Linked DNA regions of Homo sapiens: all the other regions are linked to region 1. Evidence: chromatin loops called from intact Hi-C (ENCODE). Cell type or tissue: A673. All regions are shown on one strand.

The links. Peaks named below come from ENCODE experiments on the same cell type or tissue, not always from the same donor. Only the 100,000 strongest peaks of a DNase experiment are listed, where the experiment ranks them.
Region 2: a loop joins it to region 1, with 6 times the contacts of the local background. A loop is called at or near these places in 15 of 110 quality-filtered maps.
Region 3: a loop joins it to region 1, with 4 times the contacts of the local background. A loop is called at or near these places in 2 of 110 quality-filtered maps.

Annotation. Positions count from the first base shown.
Region 1 is chr6:145,211,163-145,219,162 of GRCh38, reverse strand. No RefSeq gene overlaps it. Among named protein-coding and RNA genes, the nearest start is that of TRQ-TTG4-1, 32 kb to the right of the region's middle. In A673, CTCF peaks have their summits at 4,272 and 4,477 (motif pointing right); a DNase peak (open chromatin) is centred at 4,482; H3K4me3 peaks cover 322 bases; H3K27ac peaks cover 1,755 bases.
Region 2 is chr6:145,027,230-145,035,229 of GRCh38, reverse strand. No RefSeq gene overlaps it. Among named protein-coding and RNA genes, the nearest start is that of TRQ-TTG4-1, 150 kb to the left of the region's middle. In A673, CTCF peaks have their summits at 6,588 and 6,790 (motif pointing right); DNase peaks (open chromatin) are centred at 4,039, 6,829 and 7,529; H3K4me3 peaks cover 644 bases; H3K27ac peaks cover 4,108 bases.
Region 3 is chr6:144,947,962-144,955,961 of GRCh38, reverse strand. No RefSeq gene overlaps it. Among named protein-coding and RNA genes, the nearest start is that of TRQ-TTG4-1, 230 kb to the left of the region's middle. RefSeq lists enhancers at 830-1,329, 3,641-4,308. In A673, a CTCF peak has its summit at 3,741; DNase peaks (open chromatin) are centred at 2,951, 3,341 and 3,681; H3K27ac peaks cover 5,912 bases.

The sequences.
Region 1 (8,000 bases):
ATCTAAATATAGAGATAGAGATAGAGAGAGAAAGAGATAATAGAGATAGAGATATATGAAGTGTCTGTCTCTCTGTTGTGTTGTTCTGCCTCGCAATGCTAGCTTCCTTGGATTTCCAAACACCAAAATCTTTCTTCTTCCTTCAATAAGATCACTGGGCTCTAGCCATATTTGTTTAAATATGTTAATTTTATAGTTGTCACTTTCCTAATTTATTTTCTAATTTCCCTTACATTTCCAGCCTCTTCTTTTCAGGCCTTCAGGCCAACACAGTTCCAGTATTTTCCCCTTATGTCCTCAGTGTATGATTTTAAAAAATATGTAGCCGTAATCACAGTATGATGGAGTAAAGGGAAGTAACAATCTAAGCCTTCCAGGAATCAAGTTTCTGTATTCCAAAATTATCTATCCCTCTCCCTCCAACCAAAATCCCTCTTCCTTCTATAATAGATTAGAAAAAGTCTGGACCAAATACAGGAGGGCAGTAGTTAAGAGGGTAGGCTCTGGAATCAGATTCCCTACGTTCACAACCCGCCTCTGCTTCTCACAAGGTGTGTGACCAGGGCAAGTCACTTAGTTACTCTGACCTCAGTCTCTCTATTTGTAAAGTAGGACTAATTACAGGTACTGTTATAAGACACTGTATAGATTAAATAACATCATCCAGTTAAAGAATTTAGGACTGTGACTAGTGTAAGAAATGCTGTAATGATATTAGGTGTTAGTATTATTGCTCAGTATATAACTGATGAACCTCTTGGCACTTTCAAAAGACACTTTTATAGTTTTAGAGGGTGTTTATTAGTCCAGATAACTCCAAATTGGTCAAATATATGACTCTTTTTCCTTTGTATTATTCCACTTTCAAACAGCATGGATAGGGAACATTACATGGCAGGTCAATGTTTCCTGTATATCACTATGTTGAGTGTGGTCCCCAAGACCACAATCTAACTTGATGATTTGCTAGAGCGGCTAACAGGACACAGCGTATAATCCTGCTCATGGCTATGACTTATTACAGTGAAATGATACAAAGCAAAATCAGCAAAGCAAAAAGGCACTTGGAAAAATCCAGATGAAACCAAGCACAAGCTTCCAAGACTGGAGTCACACAGGACACATTAATTTCCCCATTTTTGAAATGGGACAACACGTATGTACTAGGCAGCCCATTGAAGATTCAGTGTCCAAGGCTTTTATTGTAATCTGGTAATAAAGGCATTCTCTGCCTAGCATGTACCAGAATTCCAGATTTCCTTAAAGAAAGCAGGTGTTCAGAATAAATTGTATTGTTCGTATAAATAACTTAGGGAGTAAGCACAGTGAGCCACTTGTTTCATTTAAGGAAGTTTTATTAGTGTAGAAAGCTGTTTGCCAGTCAAGTTCCCTGATACCAGACAAGGCTCAATCTTTCAGGCAGGACTTTCCAAGAAAAGGAGTGTCAGGTCTACCATGTTAATTCTTTTCTCACATAGTCTCCCTCTTCAAGCTTTTAAATCAACTTTTCAAGGCTTCCTGCCTAGCTTAAAAGTCTCCAAAACTTCCAATGGTTTCAATGCCAACAGGCTTTCTAATAGAAGGCAATGAAAGGGGAGAAAAGGTATAGTGTCTGGGATTATTGTCACTATTTTTTCATTATAATTCCAGATGAATACAATGTGTTTATGAACCATAAATTGCTGCAGATATATTGTATAATGCATTACTGTGTTAGGAGCAAGGTTTCAAGATAAGGCCTACTGAAATAAGATCATAACTGGTATTCAAGAATAATATTTTGGCTAGACAGCCTCTTTCTATCTCAATTGTATTAACTATCAGAACATGTTTATTTTTATAATTGATACTGGAAATAAAAATGTTTACTGCTCAGATGATGAGTGCACCAAAATCTAACAAATCACCACTGAAGAACTTACTCATGTAATCAAATAACACCTGTTCCCCAAAAACCTATGGAAATAAACAATTAAAAGAAATAAAAATGGTATTATGCTAATCACCTGAGGTTGAATATTTAGGCAAAATAACACCTTCATTTATTTACTTGTTAATACCACTACTTCAGAAATAAGTTTTTTCTTTACCTTATTGACATACAATGAAGAAAGATACTTATATAATACATATATTCATTATAGGATTAGATCTTTGTCCATAGCCCTGATAGTAATACATATCTCTCTCTTACTGATTAAAGATGGGAAAATTGTAAGGAGTCATCTTACGCAGCACACTGAGATCTGTAACTTAACTAATGATGTGCTAATTTGTATGATAATTTATCCCATGAAAATTCATTTAGAAAAAGAATATACATATTCTTGGATACAGCTGGAATCACATTCTGGTGGAATACAGTGACGTACCAACCTAGGTATTGACTTAGAAATCAATAACAACAACGCAAACCTTATTTTTAAACTTCATATGTATGGAAGTTTAAAACTTGCAAGTTTAAACAGTTCGTAAGTTCAACTCAAAGCTCAAATTATTAAAAACGCTCAACTAAATAATACGTTAGTCAACATACATACACACACGTGTGTGCATGTGTTTTAATTCCTAAAAATATTGTAAATTGATACAATAATCCTGTTTTGTTCTGCTGTATTTGGGTTTTACTTTCAGTAGCTTATATTTTAATTTTGTTCCACTTTCTTTAATTTCTAAGGTTCCTACTTTTTCAATATATGTTTTAAGGCTCTAATATTTCCTCTAAATACTATTCAAAACTTTGCCCTATTTCTCCCAATGTGTAGCATTTTCATTAGAGTTAAGTTTTGTCACTTTTATACTTTTCTTATGATTTCTTCTTTGACCTAAAAATTATTTAAATATCTGGTGAGTTTCACATTTTCATTCATATAAAGCAGTAAAATAAATTAGCGATTTCTAAATTAATTGCATTATGATCAGGACGTTTTGTCCAATTACACTAGTTCTTTTAAATTTATTGACACTTGCTTTTTACCTGAATATATGGTCAATTTCATCCTCAAATTGTACCTTTCAGAAATACTGACCTAGTTGCCATCCCCTGAAAGTGCCAAGCTCTCCCACATGGAATTCTTATTCTTTTGCTTGAAATCATAGACTCTTTTTTGAATGCATTCCTTCTCCTGGTTTACTCCTTATCAGCTTCTCTGACTCCTAATTGAATTAAATACACTTTCTTTATGTTCCCTTATACCTTGTGCTTACCTACTTTTATAACATCCATTTTTCATATCAAGTTTTCTTGTGTGTTGTATGTCCTACCACTTGCATCAGGATTACTTAAAATACTTCTGAAAAATACAGGTTTATGGCTTTACTTTTAGACCTATTGAATCAGAAGTAATTTAATTGTTTCAAGTAATCAGGCTCTATTAGAGCCCTGGAATCTACAAATTTATCAAATATTGCCAGTGATTTCTATAAACATTCAAGTTGAGGAACCACTAAGGTATGCTGTAATCATTTGTTTATTTCTATCTTCCTAATGTTGTTTGCTGACCTATTGTTTATGACTATAACCCCAGGAGCTAACAAAGACTCAATAAATGTAGACAAATAAAAGAAACAAGTGTGGTATAAATTATAAGTAATAAACCAGACAGTTGTGGCATCATTTAAGGAAAGGCTAATTGTTCAATCTAATATCAAGTCTGGGAAATTCTATCAGCTTTTAGTGCCCTGAATACAGTATTAACAGTTGTAGAGGGTTTTAACTGGTCAAATTCATTTAAATTTAAATTAATTTATTCACGACTTCATAGAGTCTCAGAATTGTAAGAGAACATTGAACATAAACAAGTCAATCCCTGAAATTATACAGATGTGTAATATGAGAATGAAAAGTAAAGTTGCTATCCCAAGATGTTTAGCAGGAAGATCACAAAACTGCGACCAGATTCTTCACAATTTGTTCATAAAAAAAAAAAAAAAAGGAAACTAATGTAGAATACTTTGGGAGAAACGGAAGCTGAAGTGAGGAACGGCAAGGAAATTTTACCTGGTTTGTCTTGGTTTGTTGAGATGTTAGATAGACCAAACTGTAGAACACAGATGAGAGAAAGAATCAAGCCAAAATCAGGCTGATTCACTAAGGGATACAAACAAACATTAATACAGAGAATCAAAGATAAAGAACACGTAAGAAAAAAATTTTCTAGTTTTTTAGGTTTTTCTGACATTTGCCTTCATGTCTAAACAATCAAATATGAATTATAATCAGATTAGCATTGCCTCCTACATTGGGACAATAAATTAATAACTAGCCAAAGAAAATACAATTGAAGCCCATGTTTTTCTTTGGTTCAGATTAATTTAAGTTACATATGGGCCCAGATTAATTTTACATGGCTCCAGGTAAACCAGTATACTGACTCAGTGAAGAAATTTTACCTCGTTAGGTATTTTTAATGTGTTTTTTTTTTTTTTTTTACTAATCTAGTTTCTATTTCTCTCTCGTCTCAAATATTCCACCAGGTGGCAGTAAATGCACCACCTATTTCTTAAAAAATGGCAACAACCTGCTGAATTATATCAAATTTATCACTAAGTATTTTGTAGGGTTAAATTTTCACTGGTAAAAGAAAAAATTTGGAGAAAAAAAAATGTGGGTTGGATATTTTGTGTGTTAAATTAAGGGTATAGTCATAAGACTAATTATGAAGAAAAAAATCAAAAGAAGAACTGAAATAGAGAATACAAAACACTGACCTTTGTAAAAAATCTATAAATTGAGCCAATAAAAGTGAAAAGGCCAAGTCAGCCACATGTTGAATATGTTTTAGTAAAGTTTTGCCCTTCTTTACTTAGTATTAGGTTGTCTTTGAATTAGTTTCAAAGATTTCACTTGTGGATATTTTCGCTTTTCCGTAGTCCAACGAGAACACTTCAAATAGATAACAAAAACCATTAAAATTAATGCGCATCTTCAATCTACTTGAACTGACTGAAACCAGTTGACAAAATTAAACTTCAATTCTACCCTGTATTACAGCAGCACATACAAATTTATTTCACTAAACTTATTCTGGGTCAATAGCTTCTAAAGCTGTCAAAATGTGCCTGTACAATCACACATTGCATCATTGGAATAATAGGATTCAGAGCAAAAGAGGGGATCGTTCAGTTCTTTAGTTTACATTGGTTAAAACACCCTGGGATGTTAGGCTTTGGGCCTATCACTTTAAGGTAATTGAAAAACTGAAGAGCATCTAAAGAATGGCAACCACACTCCATCTCTACTGGACATTTTCGGTGATGTCAGAATATAGCAGAAAGACCAGCAAGGAGAAATTATACTGAGAGGCCCACGTTAGTTCAATACAAAGCAGATGTTCTTTCACTGTCAGTTCTTACATTAAGAATTGAGATAGCAAGTCACTCCTCCTACTATAAACAACAGAAACTTGACATAAAACATAACTGAAAAAGAAAGTAAATATAAATAGGCCTGTAAGAAGAAAGAAAAATCTCCGTGGGACACAAATGAAAAAGAAAAGAATGCAACCTCAGGTGAAGTTGAGATAAGCTGGAGAATAGAAGTGTTAGACCCAGAAATTGGCCCTGACAGCCAATGGCTTTAACATTGAGGTGGTCATGAAATTTAAGATCTTGGGCTCCAAAGAGCCAGGGAGTTTGAACAGGATTCCTTGCATAAAGCAGACCCTTGGAAAAGCTACACCCTCAGTTAAAATGTGGCTAGAGAGAACTCTGCCCATCAATTCAGAGAGAAGTTTGTCTCTGCTCTGGTGGAAGAAAACTCCTCCAGAGCCCCAGCTACCCAGACTTCCCAATGAAAGACTGACTTTTCTCTCAGCTGATATTTCCCAGCAATGGTATTTACTGCCATTTGTACCATGCAACAGGTGAGTTGGTAAGCTTGTAACCATTTGTACCGTAGAAAGAAATCAAGTGAACAATAACTTGAGCAGTCTTAAAACTCTAATTAGAATCTGGCAAAGAGAGTCTTTAGATGGGATCCTTGAAACACATTCATAACTACACTTTCTAGTTTTTGTCACATCACACATCCCATAATATACAGAAGTTTTTCAAATTGTGTTAAACCTGTAACACTGCCAGAGTCAAAGCCTAACTTCTAAAGTAAAGGAAACAAAGCCAGGAGTCAATGGTCTGGAACATTTTTACTGTATCCTATTTTAAGCTGCACATGTTACCCTTTGTAAAAGGAGGAACCTGGCTTTCAGGCCTACCTTGCTTTTAACTAAAGGCACTTTGAAGTTATGGTAAGTAACTTATTATCTTCTGCTTCATCTAATTAATTATGCCATAGTTGTAAAAACACTAACAACAACAGCTCTCAGGTATTGAGTGAGAGCTTAGTATGTACCAAATGTACCAACAGCACTTTACATAGTTTTTTTTTTTTTTTTTTTTTGAGACTGAGTCTCATTCTGTCGCCCAGGCTGCAGTACAGGGGTGCGATCTCGGCTCACTGCAACCTCCACCTCCTGGGTTCAAGCAATTTTCCTGCCTCAGCCTCCTGAGTAGCTGGGACTACAAGCGCATGCCACCACACCCAGCCAATTTTTGTATTTTTTAGTAGAGATGGGGTTTCACCATGTTGGTAAGGCTAGTCTCAAACGCCTGACTTTGTGATCTGCCAGCCTTGGCATTAAAAATTGTATCCTCAGCCAGGCACAGGGGCTCACGCCTGTAATCCCAGCACTTTGGGAGGCCGAGACAGGTGGATCACCTGAGATCAGAAGTTTGAGACCAGCCTGCCCAACATGGTGGAACCCCATCTCTACTAAAATTCAAATCTCTACTAAATCTCTACAAAAATTAGCTGGGCATGGTGGCGCGCACCTATAGTCCCAGCTACTCGGGAGGCTGAGGCAGGAGAATTGCTTGAACCCAGGAGGTGGAGGTTGCAGTGAGCCAAGATCGCGCCATTGCAATCCAACCTGGGCAACAAGAGTGAAACTCCATCTCAAAAAAAAAAAAAAATTGTATCCTCAGAAAAACACTGTGAGGAAAGTATTATCAAAATGATCATTATGTATATGAAGAAGTTAAAGTTTAGAAAAGTTGAAAAAGTTTATCTAAGGCCACAATATTAAATGGCAGCCTTGAGAAAGAGGAAGCAGTCTCGTAAGAGACTTTTCACTATCCAACATTGGAATGGAATGTTCCACAAACTAGTAGTGGTCACCCACTCCTTGACATACTCAAGCGGTAGCTGGATGACCATATTTCGAAGTTAACTTGAAAAGGATTCTTGTAGAAGATTGAGCTAAATAATCTAATTCTAGAAGTTTCATCATTTTTAAAGAAGTTGCACATTCTTTATAGAACATTTGCTATGGGCGAACTGATTAAATCACATCTCCAGTGGCTTTAATAGAATTAGTGTTGTCTAGTCAATGAAGCAATGGCATAACCAGATTGACTGCTTAAATATTCAGAGAGAGTCAGCGAGGGCTCCCCAGGATGAGGGAATTCTGCATCCCATTTAAACATATGCCCCATGCTAAATGAGTCTGCAAATTTCATTTCAATCGTTTAGCCATTTGACTACCTGACTGAAAAGATATCATAGGAGAATTACATGAACACCATTTGTACTTGAAAAAAGGTAAAACATTTAAATTGTCTATTTTTAAAGCAAATAAAATTAAATGCTTATTAACACGTCATATTTCATGTGTTGGTGGAACATTGTCATATTGTGTCTATCCTTCTAGGAGCATATTCTCTGTGTATAACAATGAAAATAAATGATTTGCAACTGGAGATATATACATAAAAATCAGGATAGTCCATAATGTAAAAAGTAGATGTTTTTGCATTTTATTTGCTAATGAATGAGTGATTGATTCGATTTTCGCAAATTGGGGTTTTTTTATCAGTGATTTGAAGGTAATGAAGTCACTCCACTGTAATAAACCTAGTTGTGCTACTTTGTTCAAAAACTGAAAATTTTATGGCTGATCTTAATTTTGACAAACAGCTCTCAACAGACTTAGAATACTGCAGTG
Region 2 (8,000 bases), 180 kb after region 1:
GCCATGATTGTGAGGGCTCCCCAGCCATGTGGAACTGTGTGCCCATTAAACTCTTTCCTGTATAAATCACCCAGTCTTGGGTATGTCTTTATTAGTAACATGAGAACACACTAATACACCAAGTTTTACTTTTTACTGAATTTTTTTCACTGTAAAGTTGATAATCCTACTAGGGTTTAGAGATTTCTGAAACAAAGTGGGATTACTACTGGAGGTCACCTAAAGCCACATTCCTTAAGTGAGGTGTCAGCAAACTATGACCAGCAGGCTAAATGGGTCAGCTGCCTGTTTTTGTAAATAAACTTTTATTGGAACACATCCATACTCCTGCATTTACATATTTTCTGTGGCTGCTTTCACACTGCAAAGGCAGATTAAATAGTCATGACAGAGACTGTATGGCCAGCCAAGCTGAAAATCTTTCCTCTATGGCCCCTTACAGAAAACAAACTGCTGACCTCCACCTAATTGAGTCAGACCACACTGAGACAAGTTACTAACATCATAATTAAGTAATCAGTTCTGCCCAAAAGAGTTTCCACTTATATGGCAGCATGCCATAAGATCTGATGCTTGAAACTCTTTTCTGTTTTGATGGTTCAAAATGAGACAAAAATTACTATCTTCCAATGGGAATTAACCATTGGAAGTTCTATGTTAGGAATCCTCTCCCCAAAAACGCCTTCTGTTAATCAGAGTTGAACACCTAAAAAAAACTACATTGGGATAATTTTGGTGGGAAAATAAGAAGATGGAAACTTAGTCTAAGCCTCGATTACATTTAATAACTGAGACAAAACTCCAGATTTGGAAATTTTTGTAACTAAATCTAAACAACAGTTTAGTTGAAAAAAAAAATACAGTTCCTGTCTCTTTTTACCACACTAGAAGGAAGCTATGTATTGCAGTACAGTCAACAGCAATATTTTTTCCTCCTGCCCTCTTTATTTATGTTTTTGTGGTAAAAGCACTCTTATAAGATCTACCATCTTAGCAAATTTTTAAGTATACAATGCAATATTTTTACCTATAGGCACCATGCTGTAGACGATAACTCTAGGATTTAATCATTTTGTGTAACTGAAATTTTGTACTTTTTGGCCAATACCTCCCAAATTCCTCCTCCCGCTAGCGCTGGGCAACTATCATTTTACCCTCTGTTTCTGTGTCTGGCTTTTTTCACTTAGCGTAATGCCCTCCAGGCTCATTTGTGTTTTCCTAAGTAACAGAATTTCCTTCCCTTTTTAAAGGCTGAATAACATTCCATTATATATATTTCTCACATTTTCTTTATCCATTTGTCTGTTGATGAGCACTTATGTTGTATTCATTTCTTGACTATTGTGAGTAATGCTGCAATGAACATGGGAATGCAGATATAGCCTTAAGACATTAATTTTATTTCCTTTGGATATATACACAGAAGTAGGATTACTGCATCAAATGGTAATTCTATTTCTAATTATTTTTAGGAACTTCCATCCTGTTTTCCACAGTGGCTGTACCAATTTATATTCCCACCAACAGTGTACAGGGTTGCCTTTTCTCCACATCTTCTCCAACACTTCATTTTTTAAATAATGGCCATCCTAACAGGTGTGAGGTGATTACTCACTGTTATCTCAGTTTTCTGATGACTGTTGATGTTCAGCACCCTTTCACATACCTGCTGGCTATTTATGTGTCTTCTTCAGAGAAATGTCTATTCAGTTCCTTTGCCAATTCTTTAATCTGGATATTTCTGACTTTTTGCAATAGGGTTGTAGGAGTTGCTTATATATTTTGGATATTAACAGCAATATTTCTGAGCCAAATCTGAAACCAAATAATAAGTACTTAGTGTTAATATGTGTTAATCAAAGTAATTATTCTTAATGGTTTGCTCCATTTGTGGAATAAGAAACAAAGGATGGAAAAATGAGACTATGAGATGTTAGGCCAGAAAAGCTACTCCTGGTTCCTCACACAAAGACATTTTTAAAAACTAAAATAAACAAAATATATTTCCTCTAAAGAATAAGAGAGAATGGTGTTCTGTTAAAAAGACAGCTTTCTCATATTGTTTTTTATTTGTTCATAGTCCCTGCCACAAGTTCCATGCATTTTTCTTCTGTGTGTTGGGGGATTGTATACTGCTAGGTTGCATACATTCTGAATGATGTTAAGCTTTCACTGACTTCCCTTAATTCAGGCATCAATAAAATTTTCCACCCAGTTAAAATTGTCACATTCCCTATGGAAAGCAGCTTGGAAAAACATTTTAAGATACACAGAGCGTTCAATAGTCTTTGACCCAATTATCTCATTGCTGGGAGTTTATCTTAAGAAAATAATTCAGAAAGAAATTATGCAGGAGAATAAAAATTCTTATTAACTACAAAATTATTTATAGTGGCTAAAACTCTTGACATCCAGAAATAAGGGAATTATGATATGTCAACTATAAGAGCTGTTATACAGCCATTAAAAAAATTATGAAAACTAAGTAAACACAGAAAGTATTTATGGCATGTTAAGAGAGAAAAGTAGAATGTAAAATTTTTATCTGCTTTGTGATTACCATATGAAAAATGACATCTGCGTATGAACTAAGACTGAAAGAATCACAAAAATGATTTATTGGATAAGTCAAAGTATAAAATTATTTATGGTGGTCTGATGAATACTATATATTTTTCTTTAAGAAATGTTCATTTTTATGGTATTGTTTATAAGATTAAAAATGAAGGAGAACATCTCATTTTGTTCTCTTTTCTTTACTATTTAAAATAATTTAGTAATGATATCGGTTATGGTCTAGTCACAGAGAAGATAAAACTTTTCCAAATACTTTAAGCAGAACAGAATTTGTTACAGGATCAAGACAATTTATTATAGAATCAAGACCAAAAAAATTAGACTCTCAGCTGAGTTTGTAGGGATGATCCTCAAGGATGTACCACATATATTTGGACCACTGAAATAATTGATTCTCCCGCCATGACCAAGAAGCAGCTTATGAAACAGGAAAGTTGTGCTTACAATCTGTTAGCTCCGGAAGAACATTGCCTTTGTAAGGTCTGCACCAGTAAGATGGAGTTTCATGTCCTCTTTTGCTATGTAACCCAGTTCTGAATTTGAGTCTTGAACAAGCACATCAGACTGACCATACTTAAATCACATGCAAAATGCCCTACACCTTTCCATGTCTAGGAATACACCAGAAGGAGGTTGAATAGTGAACGAGCCAGTTTGTAGTACCTGCCACGTAGGATTGCCAGATAAAACCAAAGATACTCAGTCAAATTTGAATTTCAGGTTAACAACAAATAATTCTTTGTATAAGTATTTCCCAAATATTGCAAGGGACATACTTATACTAAAAAACTATTCACTGTTTACTTGAAATTCAGACTTAGCTGAGTATCTTGTATTTTTATTTGCTAAATATGGCAACCCTACTTCCATGAAAACTAGCAGAAATTGAATTATTCCCAATTCATACAAAGCTTTAGTGATATTTATTCTCAGATAAGGATTCCTGCAATAGAGTGGCCCCAAATATCTAATGGAAGCATTGTTGTTTTTTTAAACCAATAAATATTCTCTGATTATTTTAAGGTTTCTCCCAAAATAGGAAGCAGACAGGTATATGTGGGTTACAGTCTTATAGCTGATCAGAGGGTATCTATGCTGGATGAGACCCTAGAGAGAATGTATTCCTTAGAGATAATCACTTTTATCCCTTTCATTTAACAAACAAGAAGTCAAGTTTGTATGCAGTCTCAGCGTTAGAACCCAGGACTCCCAGACTTAACCTTTTCTAGTTGAGTGCCTCCAAAAAGATAAAACTTCCTATTTCAGTTGTGGATTTAATTCAAATTTAAGTTGCTATTACCAAAATGTAGTGTCTTTATTAACTTCTCACGATTATTGAGTGCTAAAGAAAAATGTGAGTTCAACAATTGCAGTCGAAAAATCTCTGGGCCAGGGATGGGCTGGATTTTAGCTCTGGAAGTGTTACTAATACACTCAATGAATTTGGATATGTGATAATTCTTCTGAGTCATAGTTCCTTTGTCTCTAAAATGAGATCATTAGTACTTTTCCTGTCTCCCTTATGAATTTGCCATAAGGATCAAATAAGTTCAAATATGCAAAGTTTTCTAAAATACAAGAAGTGCTATTTAAGAAGCTTTGTACAATCTCATAATTGAAAATTTCTAAAGCTTTAAATATTCACTATTTCAGCTGTTGTCCCTTCCAGGGGTGGGGTGGAAGGGCTTATTTGTGATAACTTTAATTCTTGCTTATTTTACTCTTGAGCAGAACAAACTTAAAGTAGTGATGGAAAGCCCAAAGTAGAAATGGTTTAAATAAGATAAACATATTTCTTGCACAAGTAAATGAATTCTAGAGGGAAGTGACCATGGGATTAAATGATCCTTAAAGGCACTGGTTTCTTCTGTGTTGTTCTTCTGCCATCCTTATCACATAGATTCTACCTCATTACCTAACATGGCTGATCAAACTCCAGTCATCACTTCTGCATCCCAGGCATTGGGGTAGCAGGATGGAGGTAGTTTTGAAGAGAGTATCCATCCTTCTTTTGCACTGTACGTGCTTCCTGGAATATAAATACCATTTTCACTTATATCTTGTTGCCATCACTTCATCAGGTGGCCACACTTCACTACAAAAAGTAGAGAAATGAAGTTGTAATTTCAGGTAGCCATGTGTTCCTCTACAAATCAAGACCTATATGGCTAAGTCGGTTGGCAGTCTCTGCCACGGTAGGTAAACTCCAAATATCTTCTCATATGAATTAGCTGGTAATTGAATTAAAAATAATCTTTTTTAAAAATGAAGACACAGCTGGAAAAGCTAAATGAGGGTTGCTTTAATCATATAATTAAATCACTGCTAGCTAGATTATAAATGCGATGTAGCAATAGCACAGTATCTGCCACATATTGATAGTTTATAAATAGTTGAAGAATGAATTGAATAAACATCTGTTTAAGAAGGAAGAATCTCCCATCCTGGATAACACGGTGAAACCCCGTCTCTACTAAAAATACAGCAAAATTAGCCAGGCGTGGTGCCGGGCACCGTAGTCCCAGCTACTCGGGAGGCTGAGGCAGAAGAATGGCGTGAAGCCTGGATGCGGAGCCTACAGTGAGCCGAGATCGCGCCACTGCACTCCAGCCTGGGCGACAGAGCGAGACTCCGTCTCAAAAAAATAAATAAATAAATAAATAATAATTAAAGAAAAAAAAAGAAGGAAGAATCTCATATTTTATCTCTGCAGAATAAAACTTCCAACAATAAAATTATTCTGCTATTGAGAACTGACATAGAATCGACTTGCAAAACTGTCCTCTGGCTCACAAAACAGGTAAAGTATCCTAAATCATTAAATGGAAGCAAATTATCTGAGATCACAATTTTCATTCCATTCAGACATACGTTCCAAGATAAAACCACAGATAAACCGATCTAACTTTTCCCAGATTCATAAGCCTTCTGATTGTTCAAAAACCCCCGAGTTTACAAATTCTGACCAGTATCTCAGAAGACCTGCCTGTGATTAGCTCCAGCCTACAAGTAATACTGTCGCCTAACTCCCTCTTTTCTGAAATACCCTACGGTAGCCTTGGTATGTGTTAATTACACTAATGAATTTAACTTTGATACGCCTGTGTTCCTGGTGTTGCTTGGCTAGTAGTCACAGTATTAATTACCTTAACAAAAGATAATGAACATAATTTCCAGGCAATTTTTTATTAAATGCTATGCTCATTGTTAATGTCTGATTTCACAGAATATTTAAGGAACCGACATGTCTTCAGGATGTATATTGGACATTTCAAATCCTTTCTGCTAAAAGGTAGTAGAAATATAGATAGATAATCAGTGTGAGAACTGAAGAAGTTTTTTTCCAACACAAATTATGTGTTATCTAAATTATCCCTGGTAAAAGAGAGAAGAAATTGGCTGAGACATGGTATCTGTTGAAAAAAATGTCATGAGAGGCAGCAGGTACAAGAAAGAAATATTTTTGAATCACTGTCAACAAAATAGAAAATCACTAGTGAACAAAATAGAAAAATTTTCCATACTGAAAAATATAAGTCAGATACATTTATCTTACAGAAAGTTATTGCATTCCCCTGCTTTTTGTCTTTTCTACAAGCCTTAAAGGCTAATAACTAGGCAGAAATTGACACCAGCTTTGGATTCAGAATATATTATTATACATTTTAATTTTGCTTCTTATATGACTTGGGGCACCCATCTGAGTTTTAATAATCTCTTTTGTAAAGTAGAGATATTATATTACATTTAACATTATATGTTTAGCCATATGGCTGCCTTTTATGTAATTAGAAAACACTGTACATTTTATTTTACATGTAGACACTATATTATTATATAGTCATCTGCATGCATCATGTACTGCTGATGTTCATAGTTCTGTACTACGTATGATTCTATACACAAAATCATGTTTATTATACCTTATGAGCAATTCTAATAATTTTTCATAGATAGTTCTGAAATGTCTGGAAATGAATTGTAAAATAGTTTTTTATTCCACTGTAAAAACTATAACACAGATGAGTGGTTATGAACATTAAAAGAAAGTGGTAAAAATGTCGACACATGATAAGTTCTCCTTTTTGTGGGCCAAATCTGAGTTTTTATTCCCTAAGCCTAAGACAAGCATATTTTAATGATATAAACAGCAGAAGGGTAACATCTTATAGCAAAGACAATGACTGTATTAACGATAGTCACCTAACTACACTGAAGGCCACCAGAAGATGGCAGTCTCATTTCTTCAAGGAATAGAATGACTCTAAGACAAATGAATACAAAGATGACAGATAGCACGGGAGACAAAATTGTCAGGTCAGTAATGGATACTGCCTGTCAGCATAATTCTTTCTCCAGGTAAAGCCAACAAACTTGCTTTACAGGAAGTGCCAGAAACTAAAAAGCATGACCATCAATGTTATAGATTTTGCCAAAACATCATATATATGGAGAGTGAAAAAGAGTTCACAATTCATCTGAAACTTTTTCACCAATGGTTTTTTCTCATCCATCTTGGCACATTCCTCCTCCATGCTATGTCAGAGTACGTGAATCCTGAGCTAAAACGGAGGGCACTCCTTTGTAGTTTCTTCTAGATACATTTATTTAAAGAGAAAACACATTTACTGTGGTCAAGAGGTGACACTGAGACCAATTATCTAGTCATTCCCATGTCCTTTAAAAAAGATATTCCAACCTAAAATACATTTAAATCCAAAAATATATATTGTCTGGCCTCTTTCCCAACCCTGAGAACTTAGGCATTAAGGAACTGGACATAAGCAACACACTGGACCGTCAGGCTGCGTGCCTCCTAAAACCCCCTCCTATTGATCTTTGTGACTTTCAGATGTACCACAAAAGAGATACGCTGGGCACAAAAATTCAAACATTCTAAATTGAAGTTCTATAATGGTTACCCTGCTGTTTTATTTCCCGTCTTTTTGATAAGCTGCGTCTCTCCAACCTATGCATATAGAACAGAAACAATTTAGTTTGCCTTTCAAGAATCCCTCCCCTCAACAAAAAAGAACACTGACGATATTCACATTTTCCAAATGTAGATTCACGTAATGCCATTTTTTTCAATTCAGTTTTGAAAGCTTGAAGAGTGGTGAAAGCTCACATTAATAAGCATAACCATTTAATTTCCAAAATTAATAAGTGCAGCTCAACATATTGAGTGCATTACACTGGAATATTTGATGCCTTTGGAATTGCTGTGAAACAAAGAGAGATTATGATGACCAAATGGTGCTAAACTAATGATGTTTTCATAGTAGGATAGAAAGAGAGAGACATAAATATTGTAGCATGCTTACACAATATTGTTTCAATTTGTTGATGACAAAACACATTTCATCTCAATTAGCAAGTAAACTTTGTTATGCAGTGCTAGTCAGATTGCTAATAATTAAAAA
Region 3 (8,000 bases), 260 kb after region 1:
GTGGGTATTCAAATCGTCCTTATTTAAACCAGCAACAATCCCTTCCCACCTAAGCCATTCAGAATGCCTTTTGTTTATTTAAGGTGTAACATGCTGAAGGGAGTCTGGTCATGAGGGCTTCTCAACAGAAATAAAATAAATTGATGTAAAGTTCTTTTCAAAAACTTATTGGAAGAACATGTAACAATACCTGTTGAATACAAAAGGCACAGTTGAGGGTACAGAGGAAAAAAAAAGGAATCTTTATTGTTTCTCATGTTGGCCTTTCCTTCTATTTCTTGGGCAGATTTCATAGTTTCTCTGGTGTCTTTCACCTAATAATAAACAGTATCATCTTTTAAGATAAACAGACTAGTTCTGTCTAATGTCAAACTTCACTCTCAACCGATTTAAAGTTTTTCTGCCTCCTGACCTGAGCCTGCAGAAAGGAAGGGACAGGCCCTGCCTCACTTCGGAACTATTTCTTCACTGCCATCCTTCCCTCCTCCTTCCATCTCACTGTGCTACCTCTGGTGTCTGGGAGGAGGGGAAACAAAAGAGGAAAGAAGGAAGGAGGGCCAGATGTGGTGGCTCATGCCTGTAATCCCAACACTTTGGGAGGCCAAGGAGGGCAGATCACTTGAGGTCAGGAGTTCGAGACCAGCCTGGCCAACTTGGTGAAAACCCGTCTCTACAAAAAATATTTTAAAACTTAGCCAGATGTGGTGGTGTGCGCCTGTAATCCCAGCGACTCAGAAGGCTGAGGCACAAGAATCACTTGAACCCAGGAGGCAGAGGTTGCAGTGAGCTGAGATCGTGCCATTGCACTCCAGCCTGGGCAACAGAGTGACACTCTGTCTCAAAAAAATAAAAAAATTAAAAAAAAAAAGAAGGAGGGAAATGGCTCCCTTAACTAGTATCATGACAAACTATCCCCACAAAGTCCTCTGTTACACAGTTGGTTCTTTCTTTCCTGGGCCAATTCCAAAAACCTTTGGCCCCCTCTTTACAGAGACCTCTCACAGCTAGTCTCTGTGACCTATGTAGTCTCTGGCTAGACCCCTAGCCAAACCCCTCATTCCTGCCACCAGTGTGTGCCCCATGTAGGCTCTCTCTGCTGGGGTCCTTCCTGGGATCAGGCAGCCCATTGGAGTGGGACCCGTTTCAGGTCTGACCCTTGCTTTGTTCTTCTTCTGGCTCTCAGGAAAATACCCAGCCCCTTTGCCTGCCAAATCAGAAAATGCAGGTGGCCCTCTCCTTTCATGTTGCCATCAGGGGCAATGTCAGCCAGCTTCTCACCTTTGCCCTTTCCAGATAAGGACCAGACACAATCTCTGAAACTCTAGCTTAGGAGGCACAAGGAGAACAGAACTCAAGTTCTCCAAGAACCTTCTCTCCATTCTTTGCTCTGATCCTAAGGTCATCCCCGAATGGCATGGGGCCCCCATGTTTTGCATCTTAACGTACAGGGCATGAGAAGAAGACTGAGATGGCAGTCTCCTCCCTGGAAGACATCCCTCCCAACTCAGAGAGCATCTCTGTAGGCCCTCAGCTCCCTTCTTGGTGGACTAGCAAGCAATCCAATACCATCCTCTCCCAGTGAGGGCAATACAGCCAGCCATTCACTTATCTCAAGGAAATCCTCATCTTCTGCGTACATCAAGCACCCTCTTTAGAATGTAGGGTATTTGCCACTTACTGCTCTTAGCTCTGAGGCCTCAACCACAAGTAAACCAGCAAGAATAGTCTCATTTACCATCCTGTTACAAACGTTTGCTCGATTCAGGCCCGCCTTCCATTGTCTATCCCTCCGGAGGATCTGCTCAGAGTCTGCATTCTTATTATGTGGCTCACCCTCATCTCCAATGACCTGAGGTTGAAAGCAATGCCTTTGAATGCCAGCCACATTCTTTCATGGCTGCTAGAAAGACACCACAGGTCATAGCCAGCCTGTGGCACACTTACCAATCTGATTAAAAAAAAAAAAAAAATGGGTGGGGGAGTGTCCACTACCCTTAGCTCAAAAACAGCGCTGCTTTCCTTAAACATCTGGAAATATGCCCCAGCAATGCTGAGGCTGCTGGCAGAGGTAAAAAGACCAATTCCCAAAACATAAAATGGTGGGTAAAACAAACTTATCAAGCATTAGCCAAGGGAAATTCTACTTTTTGTAGGTGTATAATAAATACAAGAGGGAGGGAGAAAGAGACATACACAATGGGGGAGGAAAGAGATTGGGCAATAGTGAAATGAGACTTTTGGAGGGAGGCAAAGTGAGAACTTTTAAAAAAAAAACACAACCATCCTTAGACTTGATCAGAAAAGCTGAGTGAGGTAGGAAGGTGTGTGCACACCTGCTTAGGCAAGGCAATACTTTGAAAATAATGAGCCAGTATTTTTTTTGGCCAGAAAAGGAACTCACCAAAAATAAAGTGGGAAATGTTTTAAATCTTGTTAATTCTGATAAACACATTCACTTTCACATGACTTGATTTTTTAAAAATAATTTCAAAGGCAGAGCAGAATTGATTGATGGTGAGCTGGCCTAGCCTGAATACTATAGGTAAGGGTCTGACTTCTGGGATGATTTTACTCAAACATTCTCAATGAAATCATTTATCGAATTCTCCAGTTGAGTTCCTACCATGTGCAAAGCACAGTGCCAATAGAGGAAATAATTAAGCAAAATACAAATGCTATAAACATCAGCTATGGGGAACTTGTAAAAAAAAGCTATTATATTAGGAATATTTAATATTTGCCTTATCATCTTCAGCAATTTCCAGTTTGCTATTTAAGAAAAATTTCCAGCTTGCAACCTTACCTCCTGATCATTCTAAATCAAGAGCTTTTGAATATATTTAACACTTTTTATTTTAAAGGGAGCTGGAAAGGAAATAGAGAAATGAGATCAACAGATAGATTCAGTAATTTACCATCAGAAGTTTCCCCAGAGCTGCCAGTAAATCCCTTGCAAAGTACACAATTAATATTTATGAGGGAGACATGTAGGTCTTACATCTGCCATTGCTTGGTAATTCACTTAATTTCTTTATGGTTCTGTTTTCTTAGCACTACGATAGAATCAATCTACCCCACTCCCTTGAGTGAGGGGGATGGGATTTGGTGTAAAAAAAGGTAAAGACTTGAAATTTTAAAAAAATAATCTGGGTTGGGTCATCCTTCCTGGATGGCAAAGATAAACCAGTTTGCACCTAGTAGAGGTTCTTGTAACTTGATCCAAGCTCAGGAAAGAGTCAAAGCCTCTTACAATAATGACAGAGTTTATTATTCTTCAAGGGCAGGGTGACTATTCTTTCTCCATATGATATTTGACTGTACAGTCAGTCGCCATATCCACGGGTTCCACATCCACAGATTCAACCAACCACAGAGAGAAAAAGAGAGAGAGAGAGAAACAAAGAAGGAAATAAGGAAAGGAAAGGAAAGTGGGAGGGAGGAAGGAAGGAAGAAAGGAAGGAAGGAAGGAAGGAAGGAAGGAAGGAAGGAAGGAAGGAAGAAAATACAGTAATTTAAAAGAATACAAACAAAAAATACAATATAACAATTATTTACATAGTATTTATGTTGTATTAGGTATTATAAGTCATCTAGAAATGACTTAAAATATGCAGAAGAATGTGCATAGGTTATATAAGTTGACAAAAAAAGCCAGAATCTGTAAAATATTTGAAGAGACTTATTCTGTGCCAAATATGAGTGATCACTGCCCAGGACACAGCCTCAGGAGATCCTGAGAACATGTGCCCCAAGTGGTTGGGTTACAGATTGGTTTTATACATTTTAGGGAGACAAAAGTTAGAAGCAAAGACATAAATCCATACATGTAAGGTACACATTGGCCTGGAAGGATGGGACACGTCAAAGTGGTGTGGCAGATGAGGGCTTCTAGGTCATAGGTGGATTCAAAGATTTTCTGATTTGCAATTGGTGAAAGTTAACCTTTGCCTAGAGAGTTGAAGTCGGCTTAAATAAATGCTTGAATTAAGATAAGGGGAGCTGTGGAAGCCAAGGTTCTTGTTATGTAGATGAAGCCTGCAGGTAGCAGGTTTCAGAGAGAATAGATGGTAAATGTCTCTTTTTGAAACTTAAATGTGTCAGACTCTCAGTTAAACCTCCTGGATCAGGAAAAGACCTAGAAAGGGAAGGAGATTCTCTACAGAATGCAAATTTCCCCCGCAAGAGATGACTTAACAGGGGCATTTCAAAAGATGTCAAAGAAAATATATTTTGGGGTAAAATAATTTCCTCCAAAACCTGCTATCTTTCACATGATGCTATATCAGAGTCAGGCTGGAGTTGGTTATCTTATTGCTACAAAAAGTCTGTTTTTCTTATGATCTTTATCTTAATGTTAGTGCTGGTCAGTTGTGCCTAAACTCCAAAGGGAAGAGGGTATAACAGGCAAGTCCAACCCTGTCTTCCAGTCATGGCCTGAACTAGTTTTTCAGATTTTCTTTAGGATCCTGTTGCCCAGGGGGTGGAGGAGTCCATTCAGTTGATTAGGAGCTTACAATTTTATTTTTTATTTATGTATACAAATACTGTGCCATTTAATATCAGGAAATTGAGCATATGGGGATTTTTATATCCATGAGCTGTGGATACTGAGGGATGATGGTATTATCCAGGAGAAAGTAATTTTGACTGTGACAGTGTGTTCTGGCATCCCAGGAAAACTTGTGAGGAAATTTCCCTGCCTATATCTGGTGGGGAGACTAAAGAGGATTTGAAATTCCCGTGTCCATCATCACTTGCAAGACTATAACTTACAGTCTCCCTCCTCAAAAGCTAATTAGTGTTGTGCTAAAGTTTCAAGAGGGAGAAATGGTGGTAGAAGAATCTCCACGTGGAGACTAATGGAGATTCTCAAGGAAAGGTGTTGGGGATGCTAGAAAAGTTGTTGAAGGGGGAGGTGGCCAAGAAAGGAGAGGGGACTGAGATGAAAGAGTGCAGGAGAAGGGTTTCATGTGCGTCACCCTACTCTGGAAGGCCAAGTTTTCAGGTAAAGCTACAATCTCCTCTGAAGTCTGAGCTTCTAGCAAAATTTGTTTCCAACTCCATCCTGATTGAGTATGTGTTGGGTTGGAGAAGACTCAGAAGGAATGGAAGGAGGAGGTGGCGCCCAGGGGAAAGACGATCACCTGTCATTCCTATTGCAGAGGTTTGATCACAGATAGTGAAACCACTTTTGCAAAATTATGACTGAGACAGTGAAAAAGATCTAATTTAGTGGACTCCATCTTGCTTCTAACCTCCAAGCTGTCCTTGTTCATTCCTGGGTGTAGGCTGAACTCACTTTGGGAGAAATATGGTTTATACTTTATAGTTTAAAACAAAGATGATAACAGCCCTTTCCCAAAGCAGACCTCCTTCTTGCCTGAGGACTAGATCGCCTTTGTAGAACTAACATTAGCCACAAGTTTAGAAATTATGGTTTAGGAGTCATGCAGCTGGAGGCTACAAGATTCTCATCCTCCCTAAACTGCTCCTAAGATCAGTGCTTGAGATATTTTGCAGACCCTGCACTTGATGGATCAGCTGGCACCACCCAGATTGATAAACTGGCTCATCTGATCTTGTGGTCCCCACCCAGGAACTGACTGAGCACAAGACAGCTTCAACTCCCTATGATTTTATCTCTGACCAATCAGCACTCCTGGCTCACAGGCTTTCCCCCAGCCACCAAGTTGTCCTTAAAAACTCTGCTCCCCGAATAGTCAGGGAGACTGATTTGAGTAATAATTAAACTCCAGTCTCCCACATAGCTGGCTCTGCATGAATTACTCTTTCTCTATTGCAATTCCCCTGTCTTGAGAAATCGGCTGTGTCTAGGCCGCGGACAAAGTGAACCCATTGGGAGGTTACAATAGAATGAAGAAGGACCTCCTCCATCTCTACCCCTACCTCACCCCTGTCCTGGGGATTTCTAGGCAGAGCTGTCAGTGACCTGTGGAGTAGGGAGATACACAGGCCTGCAACAGCAGAGAGACCTCACTGGCCCACATGGCTGCCTGCCTTGAGTAAGGAACAGTCTTTAAGACTGGGAACAATAAATCTTCAAAATACACTGTGAGTATCAAATTTGACAATTTAAATGAAAATACTTTTCTATCTATAAAGTACTATACAAATAAAAGTATTATTTTTAAGTATGTGCTATTAACTCAATTACATAGATCTTGACCCAAAGTGTTTGGTCTGTCCTTCTGTCTCTAATATCAAAGTAATTTTTTTAATGCCTACATATTAGCATTCTGGGTTGAAAGCCACCTTGAATCCAGTATAACCTCTCTATTGACTCTATTTACCACTTGGCTTATTCCCAAGGTAGTCTGGAACAGAGTGTGAATACACCTCTGTAGCCTGGAGTACAAATAAGAAGGCATTGAATTAATTCACTGAACTGTTTTGGAACATCTACTTTGTCCTAGGCAGTGTGGGAGATACCAAAGAGAAAAAATAAAAAGCAATTTGTACTCTAAGGAGATCTAAATCTAGGGGAAGAGCTAGACAACAATTCAGTGGAATTTAGGACAAGATGTCCTATAATAGGAGCATCACTCTTCTTAGAGACAAATCAAAGAGAAGCATTATATTCTAAGGAGCTGGCCTGGTACATTAACAGTGGGGTTAGCAAAACACCTTTTACAATATGCCTACAAAAAGGGAGTTTAAATTGATTGCCTAGTGATTCACACTGGTAGATCTCTAGATTTGTTATGAACTCTGGGTGTTGCCAAGAATATAAACAAGAATATGGTGGGCTGTGGGGTGTGAGCAGTAGAATAATAATAAACATGGAAATGCAGAGGACACATCTTAACCTTATAAAGGTAGTATCCCATGATCAACTAGAGTCTGGGCTCTAAATCATTCTACCACATTTGAATTCCAAGGTCTACTCCCTAATCACTATGTGATCTCCAGCAAGTTAATTTAACATTTCTTGCTTCCATTTTCTCATTTGTAAACTAAGATTAATAAAAGTACCTACTTCAAAGAATAGTTTCACAAATGAAAAAGAATATCCTGGAAAAACACTTAAAACAACTCTGGCAAAAAGTGAGGGCTCAGTAAATCCATTATCAGTGTTATGTTTTTCAGCTCCAGGAAAAGTTAAATGGCAAGAATTATTGGGAAGAAAATCAATTTCAGACAGGCAGGCCTCATGAAGTTTGCAATATCATGAACTGGTAAGTCATTGAGAATCTGAATAGCGCTAATGCTGTTTTTTGTTTCCAGGCCTCTCTCCCATGGGCTAATCCTTCCTCAGCTATAGATCTGTTTGCTTTCACCCAGCCTTTGCCACTACTGTGCCTCAGCTCTTCTCCCCAATTCTGGGTCTATGGCTTCTTTCTTGATTTCACTGCTGCTGGCTTTCCAGTTTCTGTGGGCTCATGCTGCTTCCTCCCTGTGTGGCACTTAATTTCTGCTACCATCACCTATGTATTGGTCTATTTTCACACTGCTATAAAGAAATACCTGAGACTGGGTAATTTATGAAGAAAAGAGGTTTAATTGACTCAGGGTTCTGCTGGCTTAACAGGAAGCATGGCTAGGAGGCCTCAGGAAACTTACAATCATGGCAGAAGGCAATGGAGAAGGAGGGCAAAAGTCAAGTCATCTGAAAATATCTAGATTTTGTTTATGTATGTGAAGTAATATATTTTACACACAATTGAATTCCTGTATCATGCCTAAATGTAAAATGAAAGAAAGAATACCTTTAAGTTTAAACCCATGGAGGCTGCCCCAGGACAACAAATCCATTTATCATAGAATGAACTTAAATTAAGAGAGCCAAGAGAGCAAAAATATGCTGTCTTCCCGTTAGAATATTTCAATACAACATGAAAATTCAACTGAGTCCAACTTCACAAGCACACATACAAAAAAGGTGGAGTATTCATTCTTCTCCCTTATGGTATGGACTATTATTGAATTTCTATTTTCTAAACTAAATAATGGAATTTTTACTTTCTAAAAGAATATATGGA